Linked DNA regions of Homo sapiens: regions 1, 2 and 4 are each linked to region 3. Evidence: chromatin contacts called from ENCODE Hi-C or POLR2A ChIA-PET data. All regions are on one chromosome and are shown on one strand. The core of a region is the stretch at or near the end of the contact, and the rest is flanking DNA. Distances in the headings are between cores, read along the strand shown.

Region 1 (2,757 bases), core at 150-2,649, 230 kb after region 3:
AGAATTTCAGAAAGCATCTTGGGAAATCCACAAAAATGGGCTGAGTCATCTAACCAGAAACAGTCCACACCACATCTGACTCTGAATGCCTGGCTTTTCTTTCTTTGGGGAGAAAGTTCTCAGCATCAGTTGGATGAAAGGGCAGGGAAGTCGAGATTGATTTGGGGTTTACAGGGACATAAAGAGAAATTACCAGCCCCAGACTCTGAAAATTTTTAAGGTATCAGAAAAGTGCTTGTGATAGAACCTGATGATTGCTTTTGGTGCCTGGGATGGTTATTAAGGGTCAAAATAATGTGGAGATGCCATCATGGAAAAGTGACTGTGATATGAATCTGTTGCTAAAAATGATGATTTCAAGGAGCAGAATGACATTCCATCCACCTATGACACGCACTTCACATTTGGTTAAGGGTTAGGCCAAGAGCTTTTTTTCTTTCTTTCTTTCTTTCTTTCTTTCTTTCTTTCTTTCTTTCTTTCTTTCTTTCTTTCTCTCTCTCTCTCTCTTTCTTTCTTTCTTTCTTTCTCCCTCTCTCTCTCTCTCTCTCCTCTTTCTTTCTTTCTTTCTTTCTTTTTGTACAGCTCTTGCAGCTCTAAACCCACAAAGCAGGTTAGGTTTCCTCTGGCCTGTGACCTAATCTTTAGTATTAGAGGAGGCACTGATTTGTTTGCTCTGATGTAAGCCCAAAGGGAATTTGGCTTCTTGATTTATAACAGGATTGGGTTTCAGGCCTCTAACAGTTAAAACCGGTCTTCAGCAGAGACTCAAGCAGGGGGAATGAAAGTTACACAGTGCGTGGATTAGTCCTTTGGTGTTTTTGACACAGTTTCTTTTCATAGGAGAATCTTATTTCAAATAGGGAGGCGTTTCCCCGTTTTAGAAAATGCTTGTGAAATGCATGACTCATTACGCCCTTGCAAAGAGCCAAAAAAAGTTCTGCAGAGTCTAGGACAGGACTAAACCGCAGCTAAGTCTAATATTTCAGTCTTGCTGAAACAGCTGTTCCCACTCGGGTCCGAGAGCGGGTGGGAGTAGAGATGGTGTGTGGGGGGGTCCCCACTTCAGTTCCCCAAAGCATCAGCTGCTCCCTGTCTTGAACAGAATCAGCTCCAACAGGGAGAGGCTTGGACATGCCCGCCATTGACGCTGCCAGGCCTCGAACTCTCCTGAGAGTTGGATTTTTCCCAGTCTGTGCTATCTCACTCTTATTTGAGGAATTTGAGTCAGAGCAAAATGTGGGCAGAGAAGGAGAAGGAACACCAACACCTCAATTATTGAGGGAAAAGACGTGCAGGTTTTCTGTAGCAGTGAACCTGAAGGAAGACACTGCTTTGTGTCTGGCTCCCAAAGAAAAAGGCCAAGTTGATCTTTCCTGTGAAACAGCTGAAGGTACCACCTTGAAAACTGGATGTTTTCCCAACTGTGGGCCAAGTTTCAGCTTGAATACAGTCATCCTCGGTATCCCTGGGGAACTGGCTCCAGCACACCCTCCCCACAACATCAGTGACTACCCAAATCCACAAAATGGTGTAGTGTTTGCATATAACTGATGCACATCCTCCTGTTTGCTTTAAATCATCTCTACATACCTTATATCTAATACAAGATAAATGCCATTGAAATAGTCGTTGTACTGTATTTTTTGTTTGTATTATTGTTATTGTTTTTTTTTTTTTTTTGAGATGGAGTCTTACTCTGTCACCCAGGCTGGAGTGCAGTGGTGCCATCTCAGCGCACTACAGCTTCCGCCTCCTGTGTTCAGGCCATTCTTGTGCCTCAGCCTCCCAAGTAGCTGGGACTACAGGCATGCACAACCATGCCGGGCTAATTTTTGTACTTTTAGTAGAGACAGGGTTTTACCATGTTGACCAGGCTGGTGTCGAACTCCTGACCTCAAGTGATCCACCTGCCTTTGCATTCCAAAGTGCTGGGATTACAGACTTGAGTCACCGTGCCGGGCCGTGTTATTTTGTATAGTTTGTTCCATCTGCGGTTGGTTGAATCCACTGATGTGGGACTCCAGTATATGGGCAGCGGGCTGTGTGTCACTGGCCCCGTGTTAATAGGTACCTGTGTTTTCCTATTTGCTGTTATGTCAACAAAAACCGAGAACAATCCCTTCTAAGGGTGACTGCTTTTAGCTTCAAAATCAAGAACACTAAAACTCCAGCATCCATAGGAAAGTATCGCACGGACTTAACCATATCATCTTCCTGAGAAATGGATGGAGGCCAGGTGTGCTACCCGTCACTGAGCTTTATCCGGGGAGAGAGAACCAGGTGAGTATTGCCAGGTGGTGTTGGAAAGCAACAGCAGCCATCCCCATACGCGGGAGAGGGTCCCAACCACATGTGGGGAGATGATTTAAAGGAAACAGGAGGATGTGCATCAGTTATATGCAAACACTACACCATTTTGTGGATTTGGGTAGTCACTGATGTTGTGGGGAGAGAGAGAGAGAGAGAGAGAGAGAGAGGGAGAGGGAGAGAGAGAGAGAGAGAGAGAGAGAGAGAGAGAGAGAGAGAGAGAGAGAGAGAGAGAGAGAGAGGCTTCCGTCCTCAGACCCAGAACAAGACTTCAGCATCTCAATAGCAGCAGGGAGTGGAACCTACTATTACTTTTTTTTTTTTTTCCTGATACAAACCATGCACTGAGTTTCAAAAGGGAATTTTTGGCTAGGTGTGGTGGCTCCCTCCTGTAATCCCAGCACTTTGGGAGGCCAAGGTGGGTGGATCACTCGAGGTCAGGAGTTCGAG
Region 2 (2,855 bases), core at 126-2,625, 250 kb after region 3:
GCTCATGAACAGAGGTGTCTTCAGTGGGATTAAATACTGTCTCAAGGTTGGTTAGCGCTTTCAGATGAAGCATCTCATTTGCTGTCATAACAATGATACCTGCCTGACCTTATAAGAACAGGTATCATTATCTTCATTTTCATTTGGGTAAGTTGAAGTTTAGCAGACTTGAATGACTCATCTGAGGTTGTTCTCTCTCTCTCTCTGAGGCTGCCTCTCCACCTCTTTGACAATCCTCTCTCCAAACCTGTTTTTGTATATAAAGAGGACTAATCTTTCTGGTCTATCCTAATGTCCACTTTTGTACCCAGGAAGAGATTATTTCTTTGAACATTTCCATCACAGAACAAATAATTATATAAGGTTTTATTGTGAATTCTCTTAAAATAATGTAGCCCAAACTCAGAATTTTCAAGAACATAACTCATGTCCCAGAGCACAGATGATAACAAAATACGTGAACGTTTTTGTCTCGGTTCCTGTTAACACTGAAAACTCGGTCACATCGTATTTTCAAGGAGTCAAGGGCAGATTCCACGTGCCGTCTTCTGTATTGCAATCACCGAAGGTGTTTGGCGGGGAGCCCATGGCTCTGTGTCTTCCTAAGTTTTTGTGCTTTTTCCTGTCTGCTGTTCTATTAACCTTACTTAAGTAACGGCGTTGAGTGTGAGCTACCTCCTTTCTTGTTAGAAGTGCGTGAACGTCAGGCAAGCCTCACGCCGCCTGACTGGGGAATGCTTGCCCTCACTCGGCTTTTACGGGATGATTTCCATCACAGTGTTACATCACAGTGTATTCTAAGAAGCATTTAGCTTCAGGATGTATCAGAGTGTTTTCCAGTAAAAAGCACGTTTCAGGCCATGAGAAAGAGGCTGTGGATGAACCACACTTGGAATTCCGACTCCTGCGGTGCTCCCAGGTGGAGGAAGTGGCGAAGGGGGCACTGAATGTAGCCTTGGGACATTCCAAACGGGCGATCACCACAGAGAAAGTCATTTCTTCCTCTCTTTAGAAGCAGCTGTGTTTCCTCAAGAAAGTGACTTTATCTGGCTATTCCATGGGGGAAAGCGAGCTGTCTCAAAATTAGCCTTATATGCTGTGCGGTATTAAAGGAAAATTATACTTGGCTCACCAGTGAGTCATCGTACTGGTTTCGCTTTATTTTTATTTCTTTTCTACTTTAGGAACTGAAGCTTGAGGGCAACTGTAGGGGGAAGGTGGGGAGGATGGGAAAGATGCAGAGAGAGCCTGCGCCATGGTGGTCACGAGACAGAGGAGAGCAGAGACATCCCAGCGGCATAAGCCTGAGACCCCAGGCAGGGCATCAGCTCTCCGAGCCTCAGGGGCCTTCCCTTTGAGGACATTAGCAAAGGCGTGCTGGTCCTCAGCACTAAGCTCACATCCAGTGGACGCTGTTCACTGCCATCAGGGTGTGTGCATTCAGCGTGGCTGGCAGGAGAATGACTCCTTAATACTCTGCCGATTACGCTACTTACTTATTTGTATTATTTATTTTTTGAGACGGAGTCTAGCTCTGTCACCCAGGCTGGAGTGAGTAGCACGATCTCAGCTCACTGCAACCTCCATCACCCTGGTTCAAGCAATTATCCTGCCTCCACCTCCTAAAGGAGCTGGGACTACAGGTGCGCGCCACCACACCAGGCTAATTTTTGTATTTTTAGTAGAGAAGGGATTTCACCATGTTGGCCAGGCTGATCTCAACCTCCTGACCTCGGGTGATCCTCTCGCCTTGGCCTCCTAAAATGCTGGGATTACAGCCGTGAGCCACAGTGCCTGGCCCAATTACTCTCGAGTAAAAGAACAGTATAGATGTGACTCACTTACAAATCCACATACATACATCTGTTTAGACTCAAAACACGTGGGACTACATTTACTCTCTGCTATTTTGGGAACTCAGCAGGGAATTTGCCTAAGAAAAAGTTTACACCCTCAGGCCAGAAAGGCAACTGCGCTCAACCCAGAGTCCTGTAAATTAATTTGAAGTCTTTTGGGAATAATGCTGAAACCAAAACCCAAGAGTTTCCCCTTTTCCCTTTTGGAAAATCAAGGAGAAATGAGAAAAAAGAAAAATTGTAAAGACCAAGCATTAGAAATAAAATCCCTTGACTTGGACCCAAGATTAGAAAAGAAGTTAAAAGAACATACCCTTCCTTTATCTCTCTGCGCATGTGTAGGGTATAGAAGCAATAATCTTATTGTTACAAAATACAGACAGTAAAACTCGAATTAAATGGAGTGTTTGGGCAAATCATTACCCCGGACAGCTGAGGCTTTCCAATTTGAAGACAAAGGTAATACCCTCTAAGCACCATCATTTAAAATCAACAAATTTTTAATTATAAATTTTACATAATCCTTCTTCTATGTATTTTTACTGTCAGTTTTGTTTTATTTCTCTGATTATAAAAGCCACATGTGGTTAACACCAAGCAGGTTCATTTAGTAACGTCTAATAAAGAAAACAAAAAAATTACTCTTCATCCCATAACCCAGAAATAACCACTCTTCATGTTGTATCTCACCTTTGGGAAGAGCATTCTGAACCCCGTTCCTGTACCCTGGGGGGAGTCGGAGGTGTGATTCACAGCTCCTTGGAGCTCTCAGCCCTGTGGGGCATGCAGATGACAAAGCAGGATAAACGCTATGAAGACCTGTCCTGAGTGTTAGGAATGAGACATCCTCCCATTCAGGTGGAAGATAAAGGGCAGAAGAGAGAGGCATTTCCAGAGAGAACAGCCTGGAGGGTTTCAGGTAAAACAGCACCTGAGCGGAGCCTCAGAAGTGGGGAGAGAGAAAGGAGGTTTCCAGGCAGAGTAAGCATCGAAGTCCCA
Region 3 (2,700 bases), core at 115-2,614:
ACCGATGTGAAAGCGAGGATGGAAGGGGAGGGAAATTACATTTACCTGTGTCCTGGCTGCAGCCACGATGGGTGCTGGGGAAAGTCAGGAGGACTCGGGATGAGAAAGAGGCAGTAACTCCCGGTGTGTTCTGTCTGGGGGACCCAAGAATGTCTGCACCATCACTTCTCGGTTCTCGCTGGATGTAGCGTGGGGCTCACTGGGGTCACACACCCTACGGGATTTTGAAGTTTCAAAGACCTCTGGGTTTTATTTGTCTCCTGACCTGCCCGTGTTCATCCAGGTGTTAATCTGCCACCATGCCCTGCCTTGCAGCGCAGGGAAGACCGCAAGGCCGCAGCACCCTACGCCCCGGACGACCCGCCGCACAGGTGTGAGGCCATCGCACCGCGAGGGAACGGTCACTAGGTGTCGCCGTCTTCCTCGGAATGGAAGCCACGTTTCTCCTGCACCGTTGAAATGGACTGGAACAAAATTTTCTAGACTTCAAGGAAACCATCCTTTCTAATAACAATGAGATGGTAATTAGTAGGGGAAGTGGCATAAAATTATTTCACCATTTAGTGAAACCATGATTCTAAACTACAGAAAAAACTGTCTTTTTTAAAGCTCATTCAGCCGGGTGCAAACCGCCTTGCTGGCGGGCGGCACCTGAAGGTGACCTGGCCTTGTCCCCCCCTCCATCCCCCCAGTTTCCTCTCTGTGGTGAACGTGGTTGGGGTTCACGTCTCACCCCCCATGCAGACCCCAGCAGATCCTGAGGGCAGCGTGTGGACCATGTCCGAAGGGTCCAGAGGAAGATCCCACATGTGTAGAATACAGACCCATGGCCCCTGGGAGAGTGAAGGACACGCAGATGATTGGCAGCGGCCACTTCTCACACAAGCAACCCCTCTCTGTTTTACTGATGAGAAAACAGAGGCTTAGAGCGATTGTGTAACTTTCCCACAGCCAAGTTCAAACTCAAAGTGGGTTTCAAAATTTAGGTTTGTCCGGCTCCGAGACCCGTGTTCTCTGCAGGGCACTTAGAGGACTCCTGTGCTGACCTCTCAGGCAGCCTTCTACGAAGGGACGCGGAGAATAACAGGAAGGATTTCCATTTCCTTTTTCTAGGAAAAAAACAAAAGGCAAGAGGTAGGAATTCAGAGCTAGAGTCGCTTTACAATTCGGTTCCATTGTCGAGACGGAGAGATTCCACGACCATGACAGAAAGTGAGACTATTTAGGATTTGCCAAATAGGATGTTTTCTGAACCAATCAACATAGAACGGAAATGAGTTGGGACAAATGGCAGTGCAGTGAGAGGAAAGGTGAGTCTTCCAGCAGCCCTGCCTCCCTCATCCTGGGAGGAAACGTCCGCAGAAGCCGGGCTCCCCTGTGCCTTCCCCAGCCCTGCCTCCAGGAAGCTCTCTGAGCATTTCCTACAGACCCTGCCCCATGCTCTTCTCCTGCCGGTTTTCTCCACGTGGTTTTCTCCATGTGCAGAAACGATGATTCGGGTCTGGCACAGTGGTTCATGCCTGTAATCCCAGCACTTTGGGAGGCCAAGGCAGGTGGATCACCTGAGGTCGAGAGTTCGAGACCAGCCTGACCAACATGGAGAAACCCGTCTCTACTAAAAATACAAAATTAGCCGGGCGTGGTGGTGCATGCCTGTAATCCCAGCTACTTGGGAGGCTTGAGGCAGGAGAATCGCTTGAACCCGGGAGGCAGAGGTTGTGGTGAGCTGAGATGGCACCACTGCACTCCAGCCTGAATAACAAGAGAGAAACTCTGTCTCAAGAAAAAAAAGATGATTCGGAGCTGCCTGGAACATGGAACAGCCCAGCGAGTCGCTGGCTGCAGTTCTCAGACCCAGGCTCTGCCGATCTCATCCCAGGCTGGAAGAGTTGCCACCAAGGCGTGTGGGTGCCATTTGCTGCAAAAGTTCTTATGGAGAACCATGACACATAACCGTGCCAGCTTCTCATGCCGGGAGACCGCAGCGCCTCTCCACACAAGTGGGGCCTTCCTTCTGCACTTTTATTCTGCAGTTGGGCTCCCGCTCCAGGGGGCTCCGTGTTTCTAAGAACCACAGCCCAGCATCATTAAAGAAGGCATTATTTTGTGTTTAGTAGAGCACTAAATTGGTGAAATATAGTTGTGATTCTGGTAGTGAATATCCCTGTTGCCACGGTAACGATATTATGTCATGGGAGGCTGTCTCGAGTGCTCCTGGGAGCAGCCAGGTCTCCGTGAGCTCCTGTTTACTCTAAAGACTCCGGCAGCCCACATGTGTGCACGCTGAATAAAATCGTGCTGCGGGACCACAGTGCGGGGAGGCACCGACTCTGTCATTCTGTCAACGCACCGCACAGTCACGAACATCAGCATTGACATGAAATGGACGGTTAGGGAGCTGCAAAGGACTCATGCTCCTCTATTGCACGAATTTGTCTTTTCATATTCAAAGTACTTGTAAGAGCTCCAAGTTCCACGTACTCAGCCACTAACCTCAGGCATCTGCACGGGAGACTTGGTACACAGGCTCACATGCATGCACGCACACAGGCACACGTACAAGCGCCCGTGTACACACAACAGTGTACACATGCGACACACATTCACACACATGTGCAGATGCACACACACAGATCAGTGTGAGGAAGAGTCAGGGGTTCATGGAACAGCCCCTGCTCTGCAAGCCATGTCTGGCCGTGT
Region 4 (2,700 bases), core at 131-2,630, 180 kb after region 3:
CAGCAGTTCAGTCCAGTTTTGTGTAAGGAAAGCTCACAGTGGCCGGGTGAGGAAGCCAGGGGCTGAATACTGAAGCCACACAAAGCGTGGACTCAGCCCCTCCGCGGGAGACAAAAAAGATGGATGTGGACGATGAGAGATGCCCTTGACATCGTTCTGTGAGTAGTTAGCGCTTTAGGGGCAGCAAAGCCCTCAGCTCTGCAGAGCTGCAGAGCTGCAGAGGGGAGGCGGATCCCAGCGATTCTGAGAAAGCCTGGCTTCAGGAGGAAGTGTGAGAGAGCAGAGACTTGAGTGGACCAGGGAGTGCAGAGGATGGGAAAGGAGGCGGCTCCAGGGGAAGCACGGGACCAGGTGGTGCATGCGGGGCGAAGGGAGGGTAGTGTCCCATGTGTCCGTGTCCTGGCCAGGCGTGGCTCACTGTGTACCGTGACCTCAGTGCCGGCGGTGGCTCACTCTGTGTGTCAGCTTTGTGTGTATCTTCCTTTTTGAGCTACTATTGAGCCTGGATCCTCCAGCCCCTTTGCATTCTTGGTCCGGGCCCTGACTGCCAAGCTGCTGTTCCTGTTCTAATATGTGCTTGGTTTTCCTGATGAAACTCCCCATCCCAAGCAGACACGCATGGGAAACCAGCCCTGCTCAGGGCTCATGGCCCTGAAGACGGCCGTGAAGACGATGTATTACAACCCTGGGCCCCATCACAAATTAGATGAGCTACCTTAAGGGTCCTTTATCCGCTGTGGCCTCTGTGCTCTGAGGTAAAAATAGCAGAGTTTGATTGAGGGCTACTCGAGATGGCTTAGCTCCGGAGAGTGATGAATGCTTCATTGTTGCCCCCAAATGGGCAATTTTCTCTGACTTCAAACAAAATGTAGGAAGGTAAAGGTAAGTTAGCAGACAAAGGAAGCACCTCCAAAAGCTGCCCTAAGACACAGAAGCCCGGTGCTGGACCCGCAGGCTTTCTGGGACAGTAGGACCCTGAGGGCTCTGAAACCTAGTGGCCTCATGGTTCTGCAGGGGCCCGTGCTCCACCTGCGCCATCCCTTCCCCGCTCCGCCTGCTATCCCTTCCCCCTACACTCCTATCTATCACCCATACAGCCCATTTTCCTTCCTGTAATACCTGCCACACCCAGGTTCACCCAAGCTGTCTTTCCCGGGAGTCCTAGAGTGAGCCTTGGGGAGAAGGGCCCCACACGTGTTGCTGAGCCCCACGCACCCCGGGGGGAGACACGACCCCCGCGGACTCACTTCCCATCCTCATGACCTTCCAGGATCTCTGCCTGGTTCTTTGTACAATCACGGAGGAGACAGCTGAAATGTTCCCTTCGGGGCATTTATAAACCGAGGTCGCTTCCTGTTTTCAGGAGGAAATGCTCCTGGAGCTGGGGAGGGCTGTGCTGCCGGGCGGGCGAGGCTCCCATCCTCTGAGTCACCCGCCCCGCTGTCTCCCCTGGGGACCACACGCCGTGCAAATCCGCCATCCATCCATTACCGTCCATTATCAGATGGAAGGCTTCCAGCCCCTAGTGAGAAGCAGGAGAGCACTAATGTCCACATGGGTACAAAGTTATTGACCATGAACTGAGGAAAGGTATTTTTTTTCCTCCTTTCCCCTGTGATTGGAATTACTAATTAGATCAACATGAAATTAAAATGATTCCAAGGCTGAAACACCTGGGGAAGAATCTCTTGAAGTCCGTTTTTTCATCACTGGGCTGAGACTAAATGATGCTGTCAACATGCCAGATTATTTCAAATTAGCTAAATTAATTAATCTAACTCAGTCTTTGGCTATATTAATCATCTGTTTTAGGTTTTTATGGGAGAAAGAATATGTGACTGTTTCAGCATAGTGCATATAGATGAACTTCATAGGCAGGTGGCTTTTCTTCTGCTCAAAGCTGGTATTTTGAAATCTAGGCAGTAATAGGGTTCCCTCAAATACACTCAGTAAATTTCACAGTTTCTTATTTTATTTTGTTTGCGTTTGAAAAGATCTACCTTTCTGCTGTTAAGACTGTAAGAAGTGAGTGTTATTTTTTCCTTGAGCACTGAAAGGTGTTGAAAAGACGAGCTCATATGCAGCCCATTTTTAGGATGATTCTCTTTTAAATGCCAGAAATCCAGAAGTATCTACCTAAGAAGAGAGAGCTGTTGAAGTTCTTTATGGACTACAGTAATCCAAAACTCTCCAGAAATGTCCAAAGCTGAGTCGTTGGTGAGGAAGCAATGTGAATCACCTATATGTGATGGAGGTGAATATATATTATATATATATTCACAATGGAGTCCACCTACCAACGCCTCTGAGTCCAAGACCAGGGGCTCTTCCTGCACAGTTAGTGACGATGCACACTGAACTTGCGTTCTCAATGTATTCCTCACAATTTGTCAGGAAATGCTTTGCGTGGAAAAATAATGATGGTGGAGAGACCAGGCACCGTGGTAGGACATGCAGCCTGTGTGAAGTAGGGCCCATTATTTTCACCATCCTACAGATAAGAAAATCAAGGCGAGGTGTCCCAGTTCACAGTCATCTCATCATGATGGAGCAGTGGGGTGCTCGCAGGGAAACATGTTGCTGCCCCTGAATGCTGAATTTCTATGACACCGGGTAAAGGGGAGGGGCCTGCAGAGGGGCAAAAGCAGGTGGAGTGCAGCTGCGTCTTGTCCTCACTCCTGGGCTCCTGGCAGGGTCTGA

What was found. Hi-C counts contacts between places; a loop is a spot of excess contacts on that map. ChIA-PET counts read pairs that join two places held with the same protein, here RNA polymerase II (POLR2A). Pooled maps may share reads with other maps.
Region 1: a map of heart left ventricle shows a loop between it and region 3 (12-fold over the local background). The contact joins two enhancer-like sites. A Hi-C loop is called at or near these places in 20 of 168 maps with a recorded cell type or tissue (Calu3, GM23248, HCT116 and 14 more) and 15 of 50 pooled maps. POLR2A ChIA-PET finds 5 or more read pairs at or near these places in 4 of 52 experiments (AG04450, BJ, MCF 10A and 1 more).
Region 2: a map of heart right ventricle shows a loop between it and region 3 (2.3-fold over the local background). The contact joins two enhancer-like sites. A Hi-C loop is called at or near these places in 2 of 168 maps with a recorded cell type or tissue (heart right ventricle and prostate gland) and 4 of 50 pooled maps. POLR2A ChIA-PET finds 5 or more read pairs at or near these places in 1 of 52 experiments (BJ).
Region 4: a loop to region 3 is called in a pooled map, with 2.4 times the contacts of the local background. The contact joins two enhancer-like sites. A Hi-C loop is called at or near these places in 3 of 168 maps with a recorded cell type or tissue (PC-3, esophagus muscularis mucosa and heart left ventricle) and 2 of 50 pooled maps. POLR2A ChIA-PET finds 5 or more read pairs at or near these places in 1 of 52 experiments (K562).

Annotation. Positions count from the first base shown.
Region 1 is chr10:3,468,397-3,471,153 of GRCh38, forward strand. The region is part of intron 3 of LINC02669 (long intergenic non-protein coding RNA 2669); the gene reads right to left. The region is part of intron 1 of LOC105376360 (a long non-coding RNA gene); the gene reads left to right. The region is part of intron 1 of LOC124902538 (a long non-coding RNA gene); the gene reads left to right. Among named protein-coding and RNA genes, the nearest start is that of LINC02669, 33 kb to the right of the region's middle. RefSeq lists an enhancer at 1-111. Within about 2 kb of position 1,400, at least 28 of the 41 ENCODE cell types and tissues checked have a DNase peak (open chromatin) inside an H3K27ac peak, as active enhancers do; they include endothelial cell of umbilical vein, heart left ventricle, heart right ventricle and 1 more, where a contact is called at or near this core.
Region 2 is chr10:3,493,607-3,496,461 of GRCh38, forward strand. All of the region lies in intron 3 of LINC02669 (long intergenic non-protein coding RNA 2669), which reads right to left. All of the region lies in intron 1 of LOC105376360 (a long non-coding RNA gene), which reads left to right. The region is part of intron 1 of LOC124902538 (a long non-coding RNA gene); the gene reads left to right. Among named protein-coding and RNA genes, the nearest start is that of LINC02669, 7.8 kb to the right of the region's middle. Within about 2 kb of position 1,376, at least 7 of the 41 ENCODE cell types and tissues checked have a DNase peak (open chromatin) inside an H3K27ac peak, as active enhancers do; they include heart right ventricle, where a contact is called at or near this core.
Region 3 is chr10:3,239,394-3,242,093 of GRCh38, forward strand. The region is part of intron 2 of LINC02668 (long intergenic non-protein coding RNA 2668); the gene reads right to left. Among named protein-coding and RNA genes, the nearest start is that of LINC02668, 17 kb to the right of the region's middle. Within about 2 kb of position 1,365, at least 5 of the 41 ENCODE cell types and tissues checked have a DNase peak (open chromatin) inside an H3K27ac peak, as active enhancers do; they include endothelial cell of umbilical vein, heart left ventricle, heart right ventricle and 1 more, where a contact is called at or near this core.
Region 4 is chr10:3,423,256-3,425,955 of GRCh38, forward strand. All of the region lies in intron 1 of LOC105376360 (a long non-coding RNA gene), which reads left to right. Among named protein-coding and RNA genes, the nearest start is that of LINC02669, 78 kb to the right of the region's middle. Within about 2 kb of position 1,381, at least 15 of the 41 ENCODE cell types and tissues checked have a DNase peak (open chromatin) inside an H3K27ac peak, as active enhancers do; they include heart left ventricle, where a contact is called at or near this core.